2 separate regions of the Homo sapiens genome follow, and region 1 is linked to region 2. A link is an interaction called in ENCODE POLR2A ChIA-PET data of the cell type or tissue named here. Cell type or tissue: A673. All regions are shown on one strand. Each heading gives the region's core, and the rest is flanking DNA. Links, peaks and the distances in the headings are about the cores only.

What was found. Peaks named below come from ENCODE experiments on the same cell type or tissue, not always from the same donor. Only the 100,000 strongest peaks of a DNase experiment are listed, where the experiment ranks them.
Region 1: POLR2A ChIA-PET joins it to region 2 with 7 read pairs; 2 of 35 experiments call an interaction of 5 or more read pairs at or near these places.

Annotation. Positions count from the first base shown.
Region 1 is chr3:11,581,382-11,594,067 of GRCh38, reverse strand. The region is part of intron 2 of VGLL4 (vestigial like family member 4); the gene reads left to right. Among named protein-coding and RNA genes, the nearest start is that of VGLL4, 56 kb to the left of the region's middle. RefSeq lists enhancers at 1-319, 320-851, 9,811-10,649. In A673, for the core only: no CTCF peak of the experiment used is centred there; no DNase peak of the experiment used is centred there; H3K27ac peaks cover 3,953 bases.
Region 2 is chr3:11,362,323-11,375,008 of GRCh38, reverse strand. It overlaps ATG7 (autophagy related 7), which reads right to left. Exons shown (of 21, transcript NM_001349232.2): 17 at 12,081-12,196; 18 at 10,275-10,350. Among named protein-coding and RNA genes, the nearest start is that of ATG7, 96 kb to the right of the region's middle. RefSeq lists an enhancer at 9,529-10,728. In A673, for the core only: no CTCF peak of the experiment used is centred there; DNase peaks (open chromatin) are centred at 7,648, 8,298 and 9,228; H3K27ac peaks cover 4,712 bases.

The DNA of each region.
Region 1 (12,686 bases), core at 2,669-10,668, 220 kb before region 2:
GGGGAAGTGCTGTTTGAGCCCACGTTCCCGTTGGAGCAGGCATCCTCTCTTTGATCAGCAGTATATATTTACAGTGTATTTGCCCCCGGCCACAGAATAGGGCAGAGCCCCTAGGCTCACACTGGGATCAAAGCCATGGTCACTAGCCTTGTGCTCCATCCAGCTGTGTTTGCCACAGACCCACTGAGCAACCCATAATGAACGAGGAAGGGCCCAGTGAAAGAAAACGCAGCCTCCCCTCGCTGATGGGGGGCCTTTGAAACACGGTCCTGGTGTGAGATGGGCCCCTTGTTGTCTTTGCTTCTATGACGCTTCCTTTGAAGTGTTTGCTGGAGCCCGATGTCCCGATTCTGGTGTGCCCTTGAGTGTGTATTCCAGGCTTGGGCTCTCCGGTTCCTGTTGCAGCTCCTCTTCCTCCTCTTCCCTCCCTCTTCCTTTGCTTGCATTGTCCTTTCATCCTTCATTGTTCATCTGGTGTTTTGTTTTGTTTTGTTTTTTCCTGGCCCTGTCACTTCACTTTTCTCACCATAGGGGTGAATAGAAAAAGAGGGAAAAACAAACTCAAAACCACGAATTCATTCAGCTTAACAAAAGGTTGGAGGAAGCCTTTGAAATCAGGTGCTGGGCATATAATAGGAACTCAGTAAGAAGAAGAAATTGATGATTGGCTAAAATGGGATTGGGGGTTTTCCCTGGATTTTCTTTATCTTTTGCAGAAGAGTTGATTATATATATGAGACCTCAAATGTTCTGCAGTATCTGTAGTTTTTGGTATCTGGATGTAAAATCTTTGGCAACATGATCATACCCTCTTTGGCAGCTGTTGCTTCTATGTCTTTAGAGCCTTTAGTTTGGATGTATATGGACCAGTTACCAAGAGACTATTTCACAAATTCCATGAGAGTGAAGGAAGCAATTCCTCATTTCAGGTTAAAAGTGAACCCAGAGGAAATGGAAAAGCTGAGGTTATTTTAGTCCCTTGACCCTGCTAGCAGCTGGGACGTCGTAAACAGTAATGTGTATTTATAGGCAAAACAAGTTATTGTGTTCATGTCTACACAAGCTTTAGAGAGAGGTGAACTTTTCATCATGGAGAATGATGATAGGTCCTGATTCTCAGCATCCAGAGAATTGGGAGGGCTTTTTTCCAGGGCTTGTTAGTAACAGCAACTCGTGAGCCCTTGTGCGCTGGCACTGTGCTGCGTGCTTCATGGGCACGATCGTTTTATCCTCACAGTTCTATGAGGTGGAGACTATCGTTATCCCTCCTTTACAGATGGTAACACTGAGAGTTCTGTAACTTGTTCAGGGTCACACACTCTGGTAAGTACCAGAGCCAGGATTCAAAACTCAGGCTGTGTGATCCTAGAGCCAGTGCTGTCAGCCACCATGGGATATTTATGCTAATAGCACACATATCCAACTGCGATGAATCATTCGATACTGGACCCTAATGCCTGATAGTTTGGGACGATGCAGCCTAAGCACTCTCAAACCACACACTACTGAGGATATTTGGGAGGTGGGGACTGTTCATTTTAGCACACACAAAGGAGGATGGAGGGAAGTAAAGGGGTGGAGGCCCCGGGACGTTAGTAGTTCGGCACACTCCAGGTCCCCACAGCCTCACCAGGGTTCCCTCAGGGATTGTGGAAGGGGGAGTGCTGTCCAGCTGCCCCCAAGAGGCCTGAAATGAGTCTTTGTACAGGTGAGAATCCCACAGGAACAAACAAGGGTTTTCTTTACGCTTGGGAAGCTGCTTTTTAGATTGTTTTAATTCTTGTTTAAAATCTGTGGCCCAATTTTAAGTTAGTGGCCCAAGCCAATAGTAACCTTAGCCTAAAAGATTCAAACTGGAGCATTTTATAATTTACTTTAAGTATTTGAAGACATGTGTTTTTTTTCCCTCTAGATTTCATAAATCAAAGCCTATGGAATGGAATCCTTCAAACTATCTGCTCTTTCTTTCTGCCACGCCTCCTTGGCATAGTCTAAACTTGGTAGGGTCAGTGCTGAAATTCTATATTCTTTACTTTCATACTGTATCTTACAAGTATTCCCAAAGGCATTCTGGGGATTTAAGAGGATATTTTATGGTCATAAATGTAGTTGTCCTAAATTACTAATGTGGAAACTGCAATATTGTTGTTACATCGGGATTTTTAGTTTCTTTAGCATCCCCCCACTTTGCCCCATGTATGTCAGTTGTGTGTGTTTCCATTCCCATTAGGGAGGATCGTCACCGAGGAACTGATTCTCTGTGAGGTTTGCTTCAGGGTTGTAACCTGCCTTCCTGAGGTGGAAGCAGAGCTGCTCTTCTCTGAGGGCCACTCTTGGATCTGCAGATTCCCTGGAAGTGTTTTGCTAATGGAGTGTGGTACCTTTAAGTAAAGGTCACAGGCCTGACCTGTGTTGTGTGGGTTTCTTGTTTGTCAGGCTAGAGGCATTTTCTCATTTTCACAGTTGAGCTGAAAACAAAGGCCTCCTTATCCGAGCAGGGAGCTGTGCTCTTAAGAGCTGACATCAGCCTTCTCCCAGCAGGCCTCGCTTCTGCCTTAAGAGTCTTCGCAGAGAGCTGGGAAGGCAGTTCCCCATCTTGCTGCTGGCATTTTTTCTGGCCAAACGACGACACAGAATGAAGAAATGCCAAGGGGGGACAGGAGTCAGAGAAGCAGAACAAAGGCTGTTCCAGGCTGCACTGGGGACTTAGGCTTTAGCCTCTGTGGTTCTGATCTGTGCCATGAAGTTTATAAAAGTGGGACGAAAACCTTGAAAGGACTTTTTTCTCAAAGAGGAACGCCTATTAGAGGACGTTTGGGGTATGTGACAGAATGTGCATTGGTCTGTGCAGAGTCACCTTTTAACATGATGCAAGTGTATTCAAAATGTAAGGAAACAAAACAACCCAGGATTCTGCTGTTTTCCTGATCCTCTGAGTGTGCTTTTTGGAATGCTGTCTTCGCGAAGATGCTTCTGCTCTGGGCACATATGTAGCAGCTCTTTTTATCCGTAGCTAGAGGATTAACCTCGACATTGCCTGTGACCTTCATAGACCTCTTACTGTGACACAAAACCAGTTTGTCCTGAATGTATATGAAGTGCTGTCCCAAATCTACATTAATAGATTTGATTGAAGACTGGGAAGAGAAATGCTAACAAATTTGGCTAGGTGTGGCTATTGATGGTTCTTTTATTTTCCTCTAATTTCTTGCTGATAAAGCAATTATTTGCTTGTGTCACATGGCAGCTGGAACATAGCAAGGTGGTTTACAAGCTCCACATTCTGTATCTGGTGTAGTTTTTAGTTAAATGGCAGGTCTTGCTCTCTCTCCATTTTGCTGTTTCTATGGGTTAAAACACACACACACACACACACACACACACACACACACACACACACACACTCTTCATTTTGAAATTTCTTCACAGATTGTCTCCAAAACATAATTAGAGGGCTTAATGTTGCAGTAATGTTCTGGGTCTGGCAGTAGCTAGAAACTGTGCCAGACAAGGGATCTGAGTTCTGGATCCGAGCCTTCCAGCCCCAGCAGAGGCAACACATACTGCAGAATAGAAGGAAGCAACTGTTGCTACTGCCCTCTCCTCCAACTTCTTATACTACCTCTTGCCTTTCTTCTTGAAGAGACCTAAGAATAATGCAGCTAATGAATCTACATAGAAACAAGCTCCAGAAACTGGGTCAAGGCCAAGTAGAAAGGACAAACCAACTCCTATTACGTCAGGTCAATGTAGAAGCACATCTGAGAACTGAAATCTTGCTGCATCCCTAAATTTCCATGTCATTGAACCCAACTAGGGATGGTTATGAGTTTTCTAGCTTGTTAGGAGTCATTTCCTCAGCTGCATCTGACAACTGGAGTGACACCCCTCGCCACTGCTCAGACTGTCTCAAAACACTCTTCTCTCAAGATGCTCTAAGGGAAACGGAAGTGTTCCCTGGTCAAAGTTCGGTGGTCCCAAACTCAGTCTCCCAGGTCTGCTCCTGCATGTTAGCACCTTTCAGGCTTTGAGAAGTCTTATGCGCAGAAACACTGTTTAGCCGAGTTTCTCAAATGGAATTGGCCATTGAATCTGTTATGGACTGAGTGGTGTCCCCTCAAAATTCTCGTGTGGAAGCCTCAACCCCCGATGTGATGCTCTTTAGAGATGAAGCCTTTGGGAGGTGATGAGGGTTTCATGAGGTCATGAGGGCAGGCTCTGGTCTGTTAGGATTAGTGCCCTTATAAGAAGAAACAGCGATCTTGCTTGCTTTCTCCCCACCACATAAGGACACAGCAAGAAGGCGGCTGTCTCTAGGCCGGGAAAAGCGCCCTCACCAGTCACCAACCATGCTGGCGTCCGAATCTCAGACTGCCAGCCTTCAGGACTGTGAGAAAACAAACGTCTGTTTAAGTCACGAAGTCCACAGTATTTTGTTATGGCAGCTCAAGCTAAGACAGAATCCTTCATCCCCTTTTCATAAGACCTATTTTTAATATTCCTTGGAGCATACTTGCCCCATAAATATTGCCTAACAAAAGGAGCATTTTATTTGGTTCCAAAATTCTCTTATCACAAACCTTCAGACTTGCAAGGCTCTGGTGCTGTAAAGTTTAAGTATGAACATGAAATGGTGTTTAATTCCGTGACTTGGGGCTGCTGGGTGCCATCTTTAATGCTTGGGGCTTTCAGAGAAATTCACTGAGGCCAGAGAAATTGAGGAAACTTGAGGTTCTGTCCTCCTTTGACCCTGTGCCTGCTTATCTTCCATCCCTACCTCTCCCCGCCTCCATAGCTATTTCTAGAGAGATCACCTGTTCTTTTATATCCACTCCCTAGTCCAGTGCTGTTATCCATACCAACAATTCTGTTGAATCCTCTCCCTGCATTCAGGAGTGACCTACTGGTTGCCAGGTTCAGGAAAGAGTGCAGTCCCTTGTCTTATTTGATTTCCTCTTCCCTGAAGGGCTCTCCTCCCCTGCTTCCTGTGGCCCTTTTCTGGCTTTCTGTGGTCCCCTCCCACCTCTGTGGCCACTCCTCAGGATCTTCCAGAGACTCGTTGTTATTGGTATTCTCCAGGGCTCTGGCATTCTGCCTGCACAGACCCTTATAACCAAGTCACACATGAACCCGTGGCTGGACTTGCCACAATAGGTTGAGTCCCACATCTTTACCTCTAGCCTAGACCAAGCCTTCACACCCCATAGATCCACCCTCTCACTGGGTGTTGTATGTGTGCCCTAAATTCAGCACCGCCTCACTGGAATTGCCATCAGCTGCTCCATTGTTCTTCCAGCACTTCACCAAGTCTACTCCTTGCCTTCTGTCCCCCTATTCATGACTGATACAACTCTCTTTCCATTTGTCTGGGACGTTGCCTCCTCCTTCCTCCTGTCATTGCCTGTGGATCAGCCTGCTAACTTCCCAGTAGGCCCTGGCTGGGGCTGTAGTTTAGCCCCCTGTTTGCACGGCAGTGCCCTCCTGGCTGGTCTTACTGGTGCTCGAGTGTCAGAAGGTGGTTTCTGAAGTATTCATCTCTGCTTGGAATCCTTCCACGGCTCCCAGTCCACCACAGGGTGACACTGCCAAGGCCCATCTCCATGGGCGTCTGCCTGTAGGACCCCCTGGGCTGCAGCCCAACTGGGGGCCTGCACACTCACTTCATCCTCCAGTGTGGTTCTGAAAGCCACCTCCTCTGGCAAGTGGCACTTCCTCCTGCTTCAAGGTGAATACTACTTTGTGTAAAACGATGACACTCTGCTACAGTTGGGTGTCCAGCTGTCTGTCCCCTTCCCTGGTCTACAAGTTCCACCAGACCAGGGGCTGAATTTGCTCAGGTCTGTAGCACTATACCCTCCCAGTGCCTGACACCAACCAGGTGCTGAGTAAATGTGTGAATGAAAAAGGAGCCACGAGGAGAGCTCTGTGGAAACACTCTTCCCTTTGGGACAGATGTTAAGAATCACTTTTAAGCCCACATAAACCCTGAGTGGCACCACTTAGTATACTTCCATTTTCTCCCTTAGAGCCTTGATGTTTACTTCCACATGTGCCAGAACAGAGCGCCACCGCTCTCCTTTCCCTGCTAAGCTCTTGAAAACAGAAAACGAAAACGCACACATGCGCGAGGTTCAGTCGGTAGCACCAGCCCTGCCCGTGATGCTTCTTTCACGGCACGTGATCTCATCCCGGTGTTGACTCTCAGTAAGAAGCCCCCCAGGTTTCTTGTGTGGATGAAATGATTTTTTTCACTCCTCTGTATTTCTTGCTTATGCATCTGGCTCCAGTCCAAGTGTGAACATAAAGTGAGGTATATGAAAGTGAGGAATTCAGTGCATTTGGGTTGAGTCTCACAGGGCAGAGAGATGACCAGACATTTCTTTTGGGTGGAAATTGACCCAAAGTGCAGATTTGCTCATACTCTGCTAGAAAAGCAAACACATCTCGGCCCAAGTATGTACCAGTTCTGGTATTTTTCAAATTTTTCCAAAAAGTCCTCAAAGCCAAAGTGTTTTTCGGCTGTTTTCTAGTAGATTGTTGTTGCGTTTATTTTATTTTTGTGTGACAGATTTGTGCTTGTATCACTAATAGCTGTCATCCTCTGTGTGTTGGTTTTGAATGACACCACATCATTTTGTCTTAGGCCGTTGGCTTTTGAGCAAGTTACGTCCAGTGATAGAAACACAGACACTCCATGTCACCTAGAAGCTGACTGTCTACCATGGCTACGCTTGGTAGGGGAGGCATTGCTGAAAGGCGCCTGAGCCATGCAGCTCCTTCATCGGCAGGGATTCCTCTAGAACCTCATTGGAGGACTTTGCTGAGTTTATCACTGGATTGTGGCTCTGGCCCCCTTTGGACTGTGAAATAAGACACAGTTCCTTTAGGATGACCATCAAGGACTTTGTGATCTGCTCCCAAACTCCCTCTCCCAGTATTATTACTCAGAAGATGGCCTCCTTGGCCTTGCCTTGAAAGTCTCTTTGGCCACTAGCCATGGTTTAATTTCAAAATAATTTATTTAAATCCCTGCTATTATTTCTCGACTTTCGGCAAGCTACACAGAGTTTGTTGTCTGTGTGAGAAGCAGGTCTCGTGCAATTCAGGGCAAGCAGTTTGGATTCTCCAACTTCCCTTGTGACTTTCATTTTGAGGCTAATATTTGAAACTAACATATTTGTTGCCAGTGGCATCTTTTCATGCATGTCAGGCCTCTCTCCATCACGCAGGCTCCTCCTGGTATCCCTGTGCCAACTCTTGGGGAAGATTATTTGAGGGCTCCCGACAAAGCGATTGTCATATACAGCCGTCCCTGGATATCCTTGGGAGATTGGTTCCAAGACCCTCGAGGATACAGAAATCTAAGGATGCTCAAGTCCCTCGTGTAAAATGGCATAATATTTGCAGATAACCTATGGAAATCCTCTCGTATACTTAAGTCACCTCTAGCTTACTTATACCTAATACAATGTAAATGCTGTGGAAATGGTTGTTATACTGTATTGTTTAGGGAATTATTATTCCTAAGCAAGAAAAAAGTCTGTACCATCAGAGGCCTGACTCCATTTTCCATCCATGATCGGTTGAATCTGTGGATGCAGAACTTGAGGATATGGAGGGCAGTGTATACCATATTACCTGTGCTTTAAATCACATCATTCTACATATTCCAGCCAAATTTGGTGATAATCTCCTCTTTCTATCCTTCCTGCACCGTTTCCTCACCATAGATACTTTTTATTTTGGAGAAAGTTCAGACCTACAGAAATGCTGAAGGACTAGCACAGTGAACACTCACATACCCTTCCCTGCATTCATCGGTTGTTAACATTTGCCCGTATTTGCTTTATCTTTCTTTCATATGTGTGCAGACAATGATATGATCTCACATCATCTTTTCATATTCAGTAATGCCCTTTATACTTTAAGATTTTTTAAAAAATTCTTTTACATTCTTTTTAATTCAAGATTCAGTAATGAATCACACTACACTTAGTCATTGTATTTTCTAGCAATCTTTAATCTAGGAGTTGTCCCACTTTGCAGGGGGAAGGGTTGGGGGCTTTCATGGGAAGAGGGGACCCAGAGACTGCTCTGGAGTGTCAGCTCCTCAGGGCCTCTCTTTGAAACACCCAGGGACCAACGGCAGGGGGTCGCCTGTCCATCAGCACTGGGAGGGGTGACGTTGTATATGATAAAGGAGGGATTTAGGATATGTGTGGTTCCTCTGTGGTGGGAAGTGTGCATTCAGAAAGAGGACAAGGGAAGCAAGAGAGCTGTTGGAGGAGGCAGAAGATTTGGAATGCAAGATGGCGAGATACATGGAATAAATTAAACACCTCATGCCTGCTCTAAGATAAATCACCTTTTCATAATATTTGATTTCCTGCCCCAAAGGCTCATCTCTGTCTAGCCAACAATTCCAGCAGTTTTACTTTTTTAAAAAATCCAGTATCTTATTCATGGCAGAGGTGGAACATTCCCCTGTCCCTTTTTCTCCTTAAACCTACAAATCTGAAACAAGACCATAATAGATTTCTCTCTTGGGAGATCCCTCAATTTTTTACTTATAAATAATTCATTCAAGGCTCCATTGAAGTCTCTCTCCCTCTCTCTCTCTCTTTTTTTTTTTTTTAAGATGGAATCTCAATCTGCCACCCAGGCTGGAGTGCAGTGGCGCAATCTCGGTGCACTGCAACCTCTGCCTCCTAGGTTCAAGCAGTTCTGCCTCAGCCTCCTAAGTAGCTGGGACTACAGGCATGCGCCACCACATGAGGCTAATTTTTGTATTTTTAATAGAGACTGGGTTTCACCATGTTGGCCAGGGTGGTGTCGAACTCCTGACCTCAAGTGATCTGCCCGCCTCGGCCTCCCAAAGTGCTAGGATAACAGGCATGAGCCACTGTGTCCAGCCCAGTGAAGTCTCTTGACTGTGAAAACTGGTAGCATTTAAGTGTGTGTTGGGGCATGTTCTAGTTTTTAGCAGCATATTTGATGTATAATAAAAAGTGTTCTTGGGATTTTGACTTGATGTTAATAACTCCTTAATGGAGCAGTGATTGGAGGATGATATGTACATAGGACCTAGGAAGGTCACCAAGTTGTGACACTTGGAGCCGGTGGTGGTGGTGGTGGTGGTGGTGGATCCCTGGGTGCTGGGAGAGGGCAGAAGGCAGGCTCTGGTGAGATGCTGCACATGGACCCACCATGGGCGCCTTCCGCCTCCTGAAGCCCAGATCCCTGGGGCCACCTCATTTTTTTTTTTTTTCTCTTTTCAAGGATTGGTTGGTCAGCATTTTTTCATTTCCAAGAAATATCACAGTATCTTTCCAGTAAGTTGCCCCTTTTTCCTTAAACTAGGTTTGTTTTATGTTGCTTGTAACCAAAAGAACTTTTTAACAAATACAGATATTTGGGTTGTTTACATTGTTTTACTGTCATTTGCAGAACTTCGAATATCTCCATCCTTCCTCCCATCTCATATATTCCCACTTTTATAGAAGTGGAATTTCTGGGTCAGAGGTCTTCCATGTCTGTTTTCGCTGGTGTGTTCTGCCAGCTTCACTCTATATGGTTTACTGATCTGTTCCCACCAGCAGCTGTATGCATCTGTCTCTCTCTCGGCATCTTCCCACAGGTGACTGCTACCATTTATTCATTTATATAATATTTGCAAGTTTCTCGGGGAGAAACATTGTTATTGTGTGTTTTTTTGTTTGTTTGTTTGTTTTCTGCTACTAGAGAACTTGAATGATGTTTTCATATCCTTATTGGCCGTTTGCATTTCTTCTTCTGTGACCATGATGTTGTTTATACCTTGTCTTTTTTGTAAATTAGAGTATTCATCTTCTTTCTCTTGATATGTTACGACTCTTCATATTAAGGATGCTCTGTCAAATGCGTTGGGGAAAATAAGTAATGTTATTTGCTTTTCAGCATTATTTACTGTATTTTTGAAATATAGATTTTTAAAATTTGGATGTGGCCAAATCATTAAATCTTTTATTTAATGGAAAAGCCTCGTAAAATGTTCTGGAAGGGACTGAAATGTATTGTGTAACACCTGGCCTGGGTGTGTCTTGATGGTAGAATGATTGTATGTGTTTAATACACATGTCTGCCGTGGAGCGGAGGGAAGCTTATTGTTTGTGTGTCATCACTTCGTCAGTCCATCCCCCCAAACCTCTCCTGAGGGCCTCCTGGGTTGGGTGCGTTGGGGAGATATGAGTATGCTTGGGGGAGTCAGCCCTGGGTAGAGAGGAACTTAACTAGGCCAGAGAAGGTTTCTGCCATGGTGATGGGCAGGAATGTGCCCATCCTTGGCGGAGCTGAGGGGGCTATGGCCACTGTCTCCCAGAGGCAGGCCTGGAATGGGAGCATCGTCATCGTGACGAGAGTGGGATTGCAGCCCACTCCTTCCCGGGTTGTCTTCTTTTTTTGTCCTCTTTTTCTCACCTGGTCCCCTCCAGGATATTTTTCACTGTCACATTGAGCTTTTAGAGTATTTGATAGTCTCTTGTTGAGTACCATTAGTAAGCTCTGAAATCAGAAAAGTTTAAATTCTGCTTTTATTTAACCATTTTACCAGATGTTTCCTGTGGCTTGACAGATGTACCATTTACTAGAAAGTTACACTCCTGAGATTTGGAATGTTATGGACACTGTTGCTATAGACAGTGATTCTGTCAGGGCAGGATTTGGAAGACAATTTTCACATCATTTTGGGGTTGAAGATGTGTTTTTCACCAGAACAGAAATGCTATTTTCATAATCTGCTTTTATCTTGTCTTTTATAATTAGAACCTCTGGTTTATAAAATACTATATCTGGTTGATCAGAGTTTACTCTGATAAATACCGTGGTGCTTCAATTGGTGTTACTTTCTGAAAGCAGCTGGGCTTGGGTATATCAGGGTCTTGTTTGCAAAACTGACCTGGGTGTAAAAGAACTCAGGTAGTGGGCAGGTGGAAATTTAAATTGGGCTGAAAATCTTCTGCTTCACTTCTCCGGGCTACTTGATGCTGGCGTATGGCTAAGACATCTGCAGACTTAGCAACTTCTTGCACCCACCTGTAAGTTCACCAAGACAAACCTAGGATGGCTGTGGCACCTTTGCTTCTCCAGTGCCTGGAGTCACCATCTGTGGCAGCCTGAGTCCTAAGAGAAAAGCCTCTCACCTAGGGTTCTGCTGGTGGAAGGGAGGCAGAAGGAAGTTGCTTCCTACAGTGCAGGAGTGAGACTGTAGTTGCGGCTGCAGCAGAGAATAGGGGATTTCTGGCATTCCTTCTCTGAGGGGCCGGCTGCAGCCCTGCTGTGGAGTTGCATGCATCGTGCCTTCGGAGCGTCTCCACTTCTGCAGCAACCTTCCTCTCCTGTGTTTTCTTTAGCCTTATTTTGAAGTTTTATAAAAGCCTTATGTTATGGAAGATGGAGAAACAAAGAAAGAGGAAATCGCGTGCTGTAATTCTGACAGCAAATCTATTTTCTCACCAAATGGAACTGTAATGATGCGTGTAGCGTTTTGGCAAGGCACCCTCTATAAATAAACCCTCCCAGGAGTTCCTGACCTACCCCAGGACCCATAGGAAACTTTTATTGCAGTGCAGGGGGCAAGCAGGCCCCTTACCTCGCAACCCTCCTTTCAGGGAGGACTTTTATTCTGACAAGCGCCCGCCCATCCAGTTTTGTGCCTGAGACTGCTTGCCAAGTTTGTGAGGCCCAAGGCTTTCTTGTGGGAGGACGCTGGGCTGTCTTCATGCTCTTTGGCAATGATTAAAGTGAGGTTAGTACCAAGAACCCTTTCATTTTATTCCCTTATCCTTGCTTTTTCAAACCAGATGGCAACCCTGTATTTTCAGCTGTAATTAATTTAAACTGCGAGACAGCAAGTGCTGGGAGAGGTAGAGTAGTCTTTGCTTAGAAGGGACAGCAGTGATTTTCCTTCTCGTCCCTCCCTTCTCCCCAAACGCCACCTTGTCCCAATCAGATTTGTGCCATGCACAGTTTCTCCTAAGCGGGGACTGGAATGGGAGAGAGGGCTGCTGAGAGCAGCTGCAGCATGGCTGCCTGCAGTAGCTGGAAGGGTTAAGGCACACTAGTGATTGTTTCCTTCATGGATTGGAAGTAACCAAGTTTCAGGTGATGGCTGTCATGTGACCGCCTCTAGACAATGGTGCATAGTTTGGCTGCTGATTCGGGGAGTACAAGGTGCTTTTTCTTCCCACTCAGTCCAGCTGCCAAGATCGCCTCCAAAAGGGGGTATGTTTTAGGTTTAACATTTATTCTTAAAGAAAATTACAAGGGAAATAAAAGCACTTGGCTGCAGTTGGAGTCTGGAGGGTTTGACCTCAGCTATTTGACCACTTCTCTCCATGGAAATTGTACTTGAGTCCCTGCTAAGTTGCCTTAGAGTGCAGGACCAATTAGAGATTGAGAGATCTTTCACATTTAATAGAAAATGAATGCTTTTGTTTCATCTCTCAGTAACTTGTACGGTCATTCCACAGAGCAGCCTCTCCTCCCACCCTTTTGTCCCCTCCTTGTTCCGAATGAAGCTGGGTTGAAAATGGAGAGTGGAGTAAGTGACTGCTTGAGGGCCGGGTGTCTAGGTATGCTCACCTGCCTGCACAGATGAGGACCCTCCGGGTTTTAGTTTCATCATTCGAGAAATGCACTTTCTGGCCATT
Region 2 (12,686 bases), core at 2,985-10,984:
GCTGGTCTTGGACTCAGGGCTCAAGCGATCCTCCCACCTTGGCCTCCCAAGCATTAGGATTTCAGGCATGAGCCACCATGCCCAGACTTTTTTTTTTTTTTTTTTTTTTTTTTTTTGAGCTCTGTTGCCCAGGCTGGAGTGTAGTGGAGCGATTTCAGCTCACTGCAAGCTCCGCCTCCTGGGTTCACACCCTTCTCCTGCCTCAGCCTCCCGAGTAGCTGGGACTACAGGCACCCGCCACCACGCCTGGCTAATTTTTTGAATTTTAGTCGAGACAGGGTTTCACCATGTTAACCAGGATGGTCTCAATCTCCTGACCTCACGATCTGCCCGCCTCGGACTCCCAAAGTGCTGGGATTACAGGCGTGAGCCACCACACATGGACTTTTTGTGCTTTCTTGAAGCACAACAGTTTATTTTAGTGCAGTCCTACTTACCATTTTTTCTTACATTGCTTGGTCTTTTGGTATCTTACATAAGAAACCATTGTCTAATCCAAGTTCATAAAGATTTATGATATTTTCTTCTAGGAATTTTACAGTTTTAGCTCTCACATTTAGGACTATGATCTATTTTGAGTTAATTTTTTAACATGGTATGAAATAAAGGTCTAAATTCATTCTTTTGCATGTGGAATGCTGCTGTCTCCATACTATTTGTTGAAAACGGCATTCTTTCCCAATTGAACTGTATTGGTTGGCCATTAAGGGTTTATTTTTGGATTCTCAATTCTTTCCATTGATCTATATTTCTATCTCTATGTGAGTACTTAACTATCTTGATTACAGTAGATTTGTACTAAGTTTGAAACTGGAAAGTATGAGTCCTCCAACTTTGTTCTTCACGTCCAGGATCGTTTTGGGTATTCTGGGTCCCTTGCACTTCCATATGAATTTGAGGATCAGTCTGAATACTATAATTAAGAAATGTTTTTATCTTTCTTGCTTTTAGAGGACAAGACACAGGCTGAGCTACTTGTATTTACTTGTATTTACTCATAGCACAGTGATTTGCTCGTAAGACAATAAATTATGAAATGAATAAACAAGTAAACAAAAACCCAAAGCTTACAAAATTATTCAAATCTGGACTATACAGAGAAAATAGGTCCCACACAAACCACAAGAAAAACTCTGACTTGCCACCATTCATATGCTCTGCATTGCACTTCCTCAATCTTATAAGAACTGCATAAAATTTAAAGAGCAGAAGTTGCACCTTACTTACATATGCATAGAAACCCCAGAGCAATCTAAAATCCAAGTACCTTATGCAAAGGTCCTAATAAATATACACATACCTATTGAGAGAGGCCAGGCCGCAACTCCCAAAGAAGTTAAAAAGATTTGTCCTTTGCTTGGGTGGAGAAAAATTCACCGTGACCTTCCTACTTAGAAGTGTGCAAAGTCTATAAAGCAAAGTGTTGCTCAGTGTTTTTCTAAACTTGCCTCATCAGAAGAAGCCCCTGGAACTTGATTCAAAAGGTCTGGGGAAAGGCCTGAGAATCTGCAGGTTTAACAAGAGCTCCAGGTGGTTCCCATCAGGCAAGCAAGGGAAACAGGATGCTTTGTTACTAACCTTAGTTACACCCTCCCGTGGTTTGCTCTGTACCACTCAGCATCACCTGTTAGCTGTCAGAAAACGGATGGAAGCACTTAGCAAGCCTCTAATTCTTTGCGCATTTTCTAAAAATAGTACCACCACACCACCTAATTTAGTTCATGTTAAATTAACATTTAAATTAAAAGGCTTTATAAAGTGATATCAAAGGTGTTTTGCCATCCACACAGGAAACTAAAGCCTCTTGCTGAAAGTAAATTTTCTACCTTTTGGAGTTAGTCATAACGTAAGTCTCACACAGCTTACTCTCAACTCTTGTTCTCCTATTTGTTGTCAGTTTCTCCTTATAGTAGGGTAAGCATTAAACAGCTTTTCAAAAAAAAAGTTAACTCTTTCTGTAATAAAAACGATAAACACATGACAAAACAAACAAAACAATAACCCATACTCCCATGACATATTTACTTCCATTTTCCTATTTTTTAAAAAATTATCTAAACATTTAACTTTCTTTTAAACAGCCTCACCTGAATATTGTTTTCTCATTCTCCCCTCTCCCCACAAGGGGAAAACATGGCCGATTTCACACACACACACGCACACGCACGCACGCACACACACGCACACGCGCGCACACACACACACACCCAGCCCTTACCTACCAACTTTGTAGCTAGTAAGAGGGATTCCTCAGAGTGACCAAACCTTGCCTCCCTCTGAACATTTTAAGATTTCCATTACATTTTTTTTCCCTTAGTACAGTAAAATATACAGAAAAAATAAAAATGGTCCATATAGAAATTGGGTTGGTGGTTGCCTGGGGCTGAGGGTGGGGAGATGAACTGGGAGAAGGCACAAAGGAGCTTTTTGGGGTGACAGAAAAATTCTGTATCTCATTTGTGGAAGTGATAGTTATGTGAGTGTATACACTTGTCAAATCATACTAAAATGGGTTCATTTTACTATATATCAGTTATGTCTTGAAAAAGGTGATTTTAAAAAAGGCTTATAATCTTAATTTTTCAAAACACTGCAGAAAAGTACGAAATGAAAACCCTAAGTCCCTGTTACCTCCATTCCCTCTCCCTGCAAAATAATCACCAACATTAGTGTTCCATAGAAACGTCTAGAAAAAAAAAATTGTACGCCTAAACTAGCTCTACAATATTTGTATCTTTGCTACTCCCTGAATATTAAAAAACCCACCTGGGAATCACAGAGCCTAGAAGAATCCCAATTACCTGTGGTTTCTTGGCTCCAGTCCCACTCATCACCCCCAGGCCCAAAAGGGCCAAGCACTTTGAGTGGAAATCCCTGTTGTCAGATGTGGGGCACCAGGTTGTAGCTGAGCTTGGCTCACAGGGCCTTAGGAGACAGGACACACCGTCCTCACCGTGGGGAATGAAAACACGGCAGACAGCATGCAAAAAGCATCAGAATAGGTCGTTTGGCCTCGCTTTATATGGTTGTTTGGCCTCGCTCCCGGGCTGTTCCCAGCTGGACAGCGTGTGGTCCGGCAGGAATTCATTAGGCACACCTGTGCGTGTCTAATTAGCTTCCAAAGGCTCTCAGGCAGGAACACCTGTTGGGGCTGCAGATGTGCACTGGGAACAAGGTGCCAAGGGTCTTTTAGAAACACAACTAGTGTTGGTGGAAGCACAAAATTCAAAAAGCAGGATTTGGTGTGCTACCTTAAGGACTTAAGTACTTTGTCCCAGGTGATGCTATCAAGAAGCCATGTTTTCATGGACAGAAGCAGTGGTTCTCAAATGCCTAATGTCCCTGGAGGTTTTCGCTCAGTGGCTCTGGGATGGGCTGGGAAATGGGTATTTTGAAATGGCTCCTTAGGTGATTCTGATGGAAGGCCAGGTATGGGAATCCCTGGATTAGGCTGTCTTCTGATTTAAGACCAAACGACTCAAATCCTATTCCCAGAGCCACTCGTATCACCTCCAGTCTATTCTCCATGCAGCAACCAAATCTACTCATATCACACCTCAGCGTTCAACGGCCTCCCAGGGCCCCGGGTTGAAGGTCCAGGCATTTCCAATGGCCCCTGCATTCCTGCCTTCTCCGCTGTGCCCCTTTACTCGCTGTCTCGCAGGTAAACTGGCCTTTCCCTTCCTCAAACTCGCTGAGCACCTTTCCCAGCCATTGTTTCTGCCTGTTCTACGTCCCCCTGCTAAAGCACTTACTTCTCTTCCTTTTCCCTTTCAAATAAACAAATGTTCCCTCCTAATCCTAGAAGCCAGGCAGGAAGGCATGTCCTTGAATAATGTGGAAAATGATACCCCAGAGAATGGAGGGAGGAGAGCACTAAAATTTACTGAATTCCATGCCTGTGTTCAGGGCTCCTGGGTGTTTTCATACATTGCATCTCATTTTGGCCTCACTACCATCTTGTGGCACAGATCTCCAAATAGGAACATAGGAGGCTCAGGAAAGTGACATGGCTTGCCCAAGGGTCCACAGCTACCAAGTGGCAAAGCCAGGAATCTGAATTTTGTTCTTTCTGGCTCTAAAGCCTGAGGAATAAAGCTGAAAAGCAAAGAGGTAGAAAGGAAGAAAGAGGCTAGAGGAATTAAAAAAAAAACAAAACTCCCGAACAAAAACTCAACACCTAGAGGGCTTAACACCTATCAGGTGGATTCAATTATCTTTAGTCAATTATGCCCAGTTGGCCACAAAATAAATAGATCAAGAATAGAAAGGTTCCTCTTTCTTTCTGGGCCACCCACCCCTGGTGGTGTTTTCACCTAAGCTGAGTAAAATTAGCTTCAGACCCAGGCCTCGATGGGAGGCTAAGATCCAATGCCCAGCAACAAACAGCCATTCTGAGAAAGCACAGTTGCAGCCACAACTGGAACTTGCTGCTTTAACTTCACACTAGCTTCCAGCAGGCCTGGCAATATTTCTAAAGCTTGGAGTTCGCATAAATAAAAACTAACTCCAAACTCCAGATCGATCTTGGATGCTGAAAAGAGTCTTAATCAAGTTCAATGCCAAAATGGAGAGTGTAGCAATTGCAAAACCCTAAGCACACCAGAATGGTCTTTGTTTCAGCTAAGAGCTTCAGCTCCCACCACTGACCCAACTCTCGCTATTAAGCTAGAGTCACCAAGGGGGCAGAAAAACTAAGCTGGACATGAGCCAGTGTTATCCTTAGAAAAACACTGCAGAATGGAGCAAATCTTCCCAACCACTCCCTCTCTACTCATTGCTTTCAGAGCTTTATGAGAGTCTTTATAAATTCCTTTTTAGGAGAGTGGATAAGTTTCCATTTTAATTAAAAGTGAAAGATGAAACCGATATTTACAAGGGTCTCTTATGTGCCCAGAACTGTGCTAATGCTTAGTACGTGTGACTTAATCCATCCATGAATTCCAAGAGCTTATTATATTATCCCCATTTTACAGATATAAAACATGAGGTTCAGAGAAGATACGTAACGTGCCCAAGGTCAAACAGGGACAAGTGCTAAGAGCTGCCCCAACTGGTTTTGTAAAATGAGATACTGAATGTGAAATTAACAGACAAAGCTGGGGTTCTAATCAGATCTGTATGATCACAAAACCTTCAGGCTGCCTTCCTAAACACGCACCTCCTAAACAGGACAGCCTCATCCAGTGGGTAAAACTCATGGGGCAAAGTGACATCCTTCAACCTGTAAGGTTAGGCCCAACTCCTCCTGGGACAAGAGATGCAATCTGAGATGCTTCTGAACGCTGACATTATAATTTATCCTCCAGGGAAACAGCAATCTTGACTCTTCTTCTGGGACCTCACAGAGGAAGCCCAGACATTGTTAGACCTATACCCGGATCCTTCCTTGTATTCAGAGGCCTCCCCACTGGAACCAGACTCTACTACATCCAAATGGCTTGGGATACATCCATCACCTTAGATTACCCCAAACGCAAATGGAACTCAACACTGGGTGATCTTGTGCCAGTTACTTAACTTCCCTGAACTTCATAGTGCTTGGCACTTGGCAGAGTCAGATTACCTGTTGAGGGGATGGCTGGAGGGAGGGAAATAAGATGAACAGGTCACAAACGATAGCACTTGATATAGTGAAACATGAGGCCTGCCCATTTTTTCTGCTATATCCATCATCATCAACCAGAGAGGTTTAGAACCAGAGGGGTAAAGGAGGCTCCTTTCCTGGGCTGCATCTCAGGAAATATGCTCTTATTGCTTATCTGCTAAGATTTCCCTCCTCAGCAGTCCATCTGTCCATGTCCCTAGGAGCACACTGAGATAAGTATTTCTGAACACAGTAAAGAGATTTTTTCAAAATCTAAAGGCTTGAGGATTTGGGGGACACAGCCTGTGCAGAAAGGCCAAATATCCCGAGATATGGCTAGAGATCCCAGCTCCACCTCAGCATGTGACTCAATTAGAGTTTTCCCAGGCCAGGTCCCTCCCAGGGTCCTGCCCTAGTTTTGGCTTTGTATTACTTTTCTGAAGCTAAAAGAATTCATGAAGCTGAGAAAACCCTGGGGTTGGCAATTCCAAGCTCAGAAGAATGGCATATACACATTCAGGGTCTTTTTTTATCAGTACTTTAGAACCAAGAGTTCATTCACCTAAAGACAAAAGATGTGAACTGCTTGGTCCACAAGTGGGATAAAGCAGGAATGCCCCATCAATTACCTTGGTGTTTGGACAACTGTTGTAGCGTCACCTTGATTCCTTTTTTTTTTTTTTTGAGACAGGGACTCCCTCTCTTACCCAGGCTGGAATGCAGTAGTGTGATACTGGCTCACTGCAGCCTCAAACTCCCACAGGTGCGTGCCACCACACCTGGCTAATTTTTTGTAGAGACGGGGTCTCCCTATGTTACTCAGGCTGGTCTTGAACCCCTGGGCTCAAGCAATTCTCCCACCTCAGCCTCCCAAAGTGCTGGGATTACAGGGGTGAGCCACTGTGCCTAGCCTTGTCACCTCATTATCATCCTTTGAGGAGGTACAGCCAAAGAATTAGCAGGCCAACAGGCTGTTAATTTCTGTCACATCCAGGATCTCTTGCCAGCCGGCAAACCAACTTCCTGGAGATATCAAGAGTGGCCTGTACATTTTATAAATCCTGAACTGTGCCTCCTACCAAAGAACCAGAAAAAGGATCTGGCCTTGCAGAGCTCAGCCACCAGCCGGGAGGGAAAAAGCAGTGTTTCTTTCCTTCTTCTTCTTCTTCTTTTTTTTTTTTTTTTTTTTTTTAAGTAAAAGAACACTGTTGATGGGAAGAAGGAACAACACTACTATAAGATTTATAATGAAAAAGTTCCCTCTACAAAAGACAACAGATTCCAAAGAGTATATACTATATGATTTCATTTACAGAAGTTCAAAATCAGACAAACATCTCCCATGGTGCTGATAATCAAGAGGTGCTTACCTCTCTATAGGAAGGATGCAATAATAATCCGAAGAGGCATGAGGGGGGCATTGAAGGTGCTTGATAGTTACTTTGTTCTGATCTGTGTGCTGGGTATAAGACTGTTCGTTTTGTGATCATTCATCACATTACCACTTAATGATGTGTGTGATAATCTCTATTCCACACATCAACAAAATGATTTTTTTTAATCATTCTTTTTATAGACAGAAATTAGCTTATACTTACTGCTGCCTGCTTGCAGAATCTAATCCACGTACATTGGGCCAGAGACTTAAAAAAAAAAAAAAAAACCCAAAACAAACCCATAAGCTCACCTGAAATGGTTTATGGTTTTCAAATTCAATAAGAGGTTTCTTCAGGCAGAATTTCACTGAATTTCAGGGCCTAATCAGGCCTTTTTTTGGCACTTGGCCAGTCTTTGGATGGGCCAAATTCTGCCTGTGGACCCAGAGACAGAACAACTAAGTAATCCTCAGGCCTCCTAGGTCTGACACAGAGGAGAGCAGAGACCCAGAGAGCACAGGAAAAGTTAAGGAACTTTCTCCAAATTACACAATGAGTTGCTGGTGGGGGGCCTTGTGATTCTCAGTCCAAGGACTATCACTTTTCTACTACATCTCTTCCACAGGGGCCAATTAATAAAACTTCTCCTCTTGGGAACTGAGAAAAATGAGCCCAGTAAACTTCACTGGTCTTCTTTGCATACAAAGTACACAAAGGAGTTTACCAAGTTCCTCTCCAACAGGAAATCATTTGTCTCTAGGAGCCAGGAAGAGGAGGAGGGAAGTGCTGAGTTTGCAACAGGGCATTGCAACACAGCCCAGTGTTTTTGTGGAAACGTGGAAACGATGGTCCCCTAATCAAAACATGGTTGCATAAATGGACTCACTCCACTTAGGGGGAAAAAAGTTGTTTAAAGCCTATACATGGGGACCACACAACCCTGATTAATTTTTAAAGTTCTTTCTCCACTTTCTTTCTTAGAAAGTAGCTAAAAATAAAGGCTTGAAACTTGAAACAATGTAAGCAAGTAAACACACACACACACACACACACACACACACACACACACACACAGCTTTTCCCATATATGGCTGCGTTATTCTTCAGTCTTTGAAAAGGGCAAATGAAGAGATGGCCAACAACCAAAATAATCCTTCAGACATTTGAAAACGAGGAGAAAGAACTAGAAGAGTTGGTGAATGACAAATAATTCTGAGGCTCAATGGGGATAAATAACACCGAGAGGGATTAGTTGCCATAGTACTTTAAAAACATGGGCACATGCATTTTGACACTGGGCCCCTTCTATAAAGAGACTGTTTTGCCCTCTGGCCTCAGCACTGAGAAAACTACAACTGCAGTAATTTAACATAAAGGACTTAAAGAAGGAAACCAGTGCAGGGGCATGACTGAAAATTTAATTAAGGCCCTTCTCAATATAAAGTCTGTAAAGGAGATGAGGGCACATCTCAAGGTCAGAAGAAGGCGGGAGACTTGGGAAAGATTCAAATGAGATACGACAGCATAAATAGCAGAGGTAGGCTCTGGAGATCAGCTTCCTTATGATAGATGGTTATTACCGCGTCTTTTGGGTCCTACGTGAAATGTCTCTGTAGAAAAGATTAACACATGCATGTCAAAAAAAAATGCCACCTTGTGTGTGGGGGACAGAGGGGGGCACATTTTCATAGTGTTTTGTGGTTTTCAAGGCCGTGTCAGATGTAATCCTGGACACAAAGTAAAGCACCTGCTTTTCTTGATTTGGAAACTGAGACTCTGGGAGGCTAAGTGAACTCTACAAGTTCTATTTTTTTTTTTTTTTTTTTTGAGATGGAGTCTCACTCTGTCGCCCAGGCCACAGTGCAATGGCGCGATCTTAGCTCACTGCAACCCTCCACCTCCCGGGTTCAAGCGATTCTCCTGCCTCAGCCTCCTGAGTAGCTGGGATTACAGGTGCACACTATCACGCTCAGCTAATTTTTGTATTTTTAGTAGAGACGGGGTTTCACCATGTTGGTCAGGCTGGTCTCAAACTCCTCTCCTCGTGATCCACCCGCCTCGGCCTCCCAAAGTGCTGGAATTACAGGCATGAGTCACCGCGCCCGGCCCACAAGTTCTATTATGGGTGGTTTTGTGCAAGGGGGCTGGGGTACCAACAGGAAGCAAAATCTCCCAACATGCAGGCCACGGATCTTTCAACTCACAAGACCTTTGAAAGAACATTTGTCAGACTGCCAAGTTTAGGTATGGATTGTGGCTCATCCACTAAGTCTCTGTGACCATGAAGAAGTCGTTTCCCCTCTTCTGATTCTCATCCTAAACTGAATATGACAGTGCCGCCCTAGCTGGCAGAAGGTGGGTGGCGAGGAGGAAGAGAGAGACAAGCATGAGCTGAGTCACTCTGCTCTCTGCACTCGTCTGAGTCTGTCCTTGCAAATCACCAGATAGGACTGGTGGGCACCATCACGATTTCACTGATGGGAACAGCAGTCACATTACAGGAGAGGATACATACATGGAATCTAAAAAAAAATGATTTCCAAATAAGACTGGAAAACCTCTTCAATCTCCCAAAAATATAGTAATGAAAATGACTGAAGAGGCAACATGAATTCTAAAAGATCATCCCACTGCCTTTTTCTTTTTACTCCCTAAGGGATGGAACTTCCTCATGATGCTTTGGATTCTTTTTCTGAAAAGACACCCCACTTTTTGGTGACCCTGCATGCTTCTAATGTTTTTCTCATGCCTGCCTATAAAGGTTTTCTATTTGGGTTCAGAGTCAATAATAATAACAAGCAACAGTAAAGAAACAGCAGGCATTGTTTGTTGAGGGCCTATGATATACACTGTTGCTGAGCCCTTTCTAGCAACCATCCATAATCCATACAACTACCAGGTGATGTCAGCATTACCTTCTCTATGTTACAGATAAGAAAACTAAGCCTCAGAGAAGTTTAGTGACTTGGCCAAAGAAGGCCATCTTTATAACGGCAGGGCTGGGATTTAAACCATTGTATGACTGATTCCAAAGCCTGTTTTTTCTGTTCCTATTGCATTATGAGGCCTCTAGTCAGTTTACAAAACGCATCAAAGACTCTGGGCAATGCTTCTCGTTCGTGATTTCCTCCCATCACTATCCCGCAGAATGGAATACCTTCCAGGTGGTCAGAAAGCTCTCCCATTGAAATCCCAGCTGCAGGGTAAGTAGGGTGGATATGAAGTGGGCTGGGCAGATGGAATGGCAAAGAGACCCCACATGCTTTCCCCCTGTACCAAAAGAATTGTGATTTCACTTCCACATCACTAACCTGGTGAGGCACAAGCCCAAGAGAGGTTGGAGGCTCATTCATCCGATCGTCACTGCTGCTGGCAATGGCATAGCCCCTGAGGACAGGAAACAATCAGAGCTGCTCATTTAATCCAAGTTTAACACATGGGAGGATGATCTAGCAGAAATCTACATAAGATTCATAAGGATAACTAAAATGCCCCTTGCTGGGCAGTGTAAGTTAGCAAAAAACTAATTTCCCTGGGACAAAGGGCAAGAAGAGTAATTTAAACATGCATGGTTTGGAGTCAGAAAGACCTGAGCTTGTGACCATAGGCAAGTTGCTTAACTTTTCTGTGCTTCAGATCCATCATCTATAAAGTAGGAATGAGGGAGCTCTGATTAATAAATGAGGAATCTACTACATCAACTGCCGAGTGCAATGTTCGGCATATCAGAGGCCAATAAACATTAACTCACTTACTATGAAATAGTCTTGTCAAACATCACAGCACATTTCTGTACTGAAAATTTGAAGTGGAAAATTTTCTAACCTTAACTTCTTGAGCTGATATAAATGCTAATGAAATGGAAGAAATAAAAGTGAAGAATGAATTGGGCAGAACTAATACACTACTCTCTGAACAATGGAGTGATACTTGTGGCACCAAAAAGATGTGACACAGGACCTGGTGTTTAAACTATGACCAGGGCAAATGTGGCAGACAGAGGCTCAGTGTCAAGGAAGCATAAAGTCAGCTCTCAAAGATTTTATCCCAAATACTTCCTGTCAGAGAGTGGCAATAAACTTAAATGACAGATAGCTAAGGTGGATGACAAAGAGGAAGACAAAAAAGCCCCGCTTTTCATTTATCTCAGAGTACCCATACTAGTTACATATACAACCACAATTTTCAACTGCTGAGGAAAGCTTTGAGTCACACAAGAAATAGAATATTCATGTTAATTTGCATATTGACTTTCTGAGAACTGGAAAAATAAATCTTTCAAAAATTCGATTTTCTGCTGCCTGTATTGCAAACAGCATAACAAAGTCATTAAACATAGTCTGGAGCCACACTGGTTGAGCTAAACCCTGGCTTTTCCATTTACTATGTAAATTTGGCCACTTACTTATCCTCACTATGCCTTGATTTCCCCATCAAAACTGCGACTAATAATAATAGTTCTTTCCTAATATGTTTGCTATGAAGATTAAAGGAGGCCGGGTGCAATGGCTCACGCCTGTAATCCCAACACTTTGGGAGGATAAGGTGGGTGAATCACTTCTGATCACTGAGGTCAGAGGTTCAAGACTAGCCTGACCAACATGGCAAAACCCCATCTCTACTAAAAATACAAAAATCAGCCGGGCATGGTGGCGTATGCCTGTAATTCCAGCTACTTGGGAGGCTGAGGCAGGAGAATCACTTGAACCTAGAAGGCAGAGGTTGCAGTGAGCCAAAATCGTGCCATTACACTCCAGCCTGGGCAACAAGAGCGAAATTCCGTCTCGTTAAAAAAAAAAAAAAAGATTGAAGGAGGCAAAATTTCTAAGGTGCTTAGAACAGTGCCTAGCACAAAGTAAGCCCTATATAAGCGTTGGAAAAATAAAATAAACCATAGTGACTTTGTCCGGAAAGATGCAGAAATGTGGCCACAAAGGAAACATGCCAAGTTATCTCAGCCCAAAGAACCAGACCTGCTTTTTCTAGTCTTGTTTTTTTGAGGGTGAAATAGTGAAATTCTCTGTAAAGTCAGACTGAGAAAAGGCCATGGGAGACACTGATGAACAACTGCCTACAAAAGCTTTGTTTAAATACTCATCTCCTACTAGCAAACTCACCCTTCTGGATGCTGCAAAACAGATACCATCAATTCCACGGCCAGGGCTCCTGCAATCACGGCCAGTCCTGGACGACTCACAGTGCACTGCTGGTCCAAGGTCCGGTCTCTGGTTGACTGCAAAGAAACAATCATTGGTGTGTGCAGAACGTTCTACTCCATTCAACTCTAGCTGTCTCAAGTATGAAATCCTCTGTGACAAAGCTTTAAATTATAACCAGATGCTCATTGTTGGCAAAGAACATCCAGCCTCAAGTACATCATTTCTTGAGATTATCAAGATAAACAAAATATACAATTTAGGTAACTAAATGAGGTGATATGCTAAAAAGGATCAGTAGCCTAAACAGATTGGGGGATATTAACCAAAAATGAGGGCTTAGCTGCCTCATATAATGGAACTGCATCATGTGTTCCTTTAAGTGACTCAATTCAGTTCTACTGTGCTTGGTAGTTAAGTGACAGAGACACAGAAAGGAACAATGATTTGAAAAGTGCAAATGATTCTGCCCTGCCATTTTAACTGAGCTAACACCTCAAAGTGACCGTGAGATGGGAGCAACAATTTACTATTCCTGCGGCCCTCAGTTCCTATGTGCCTCTCACA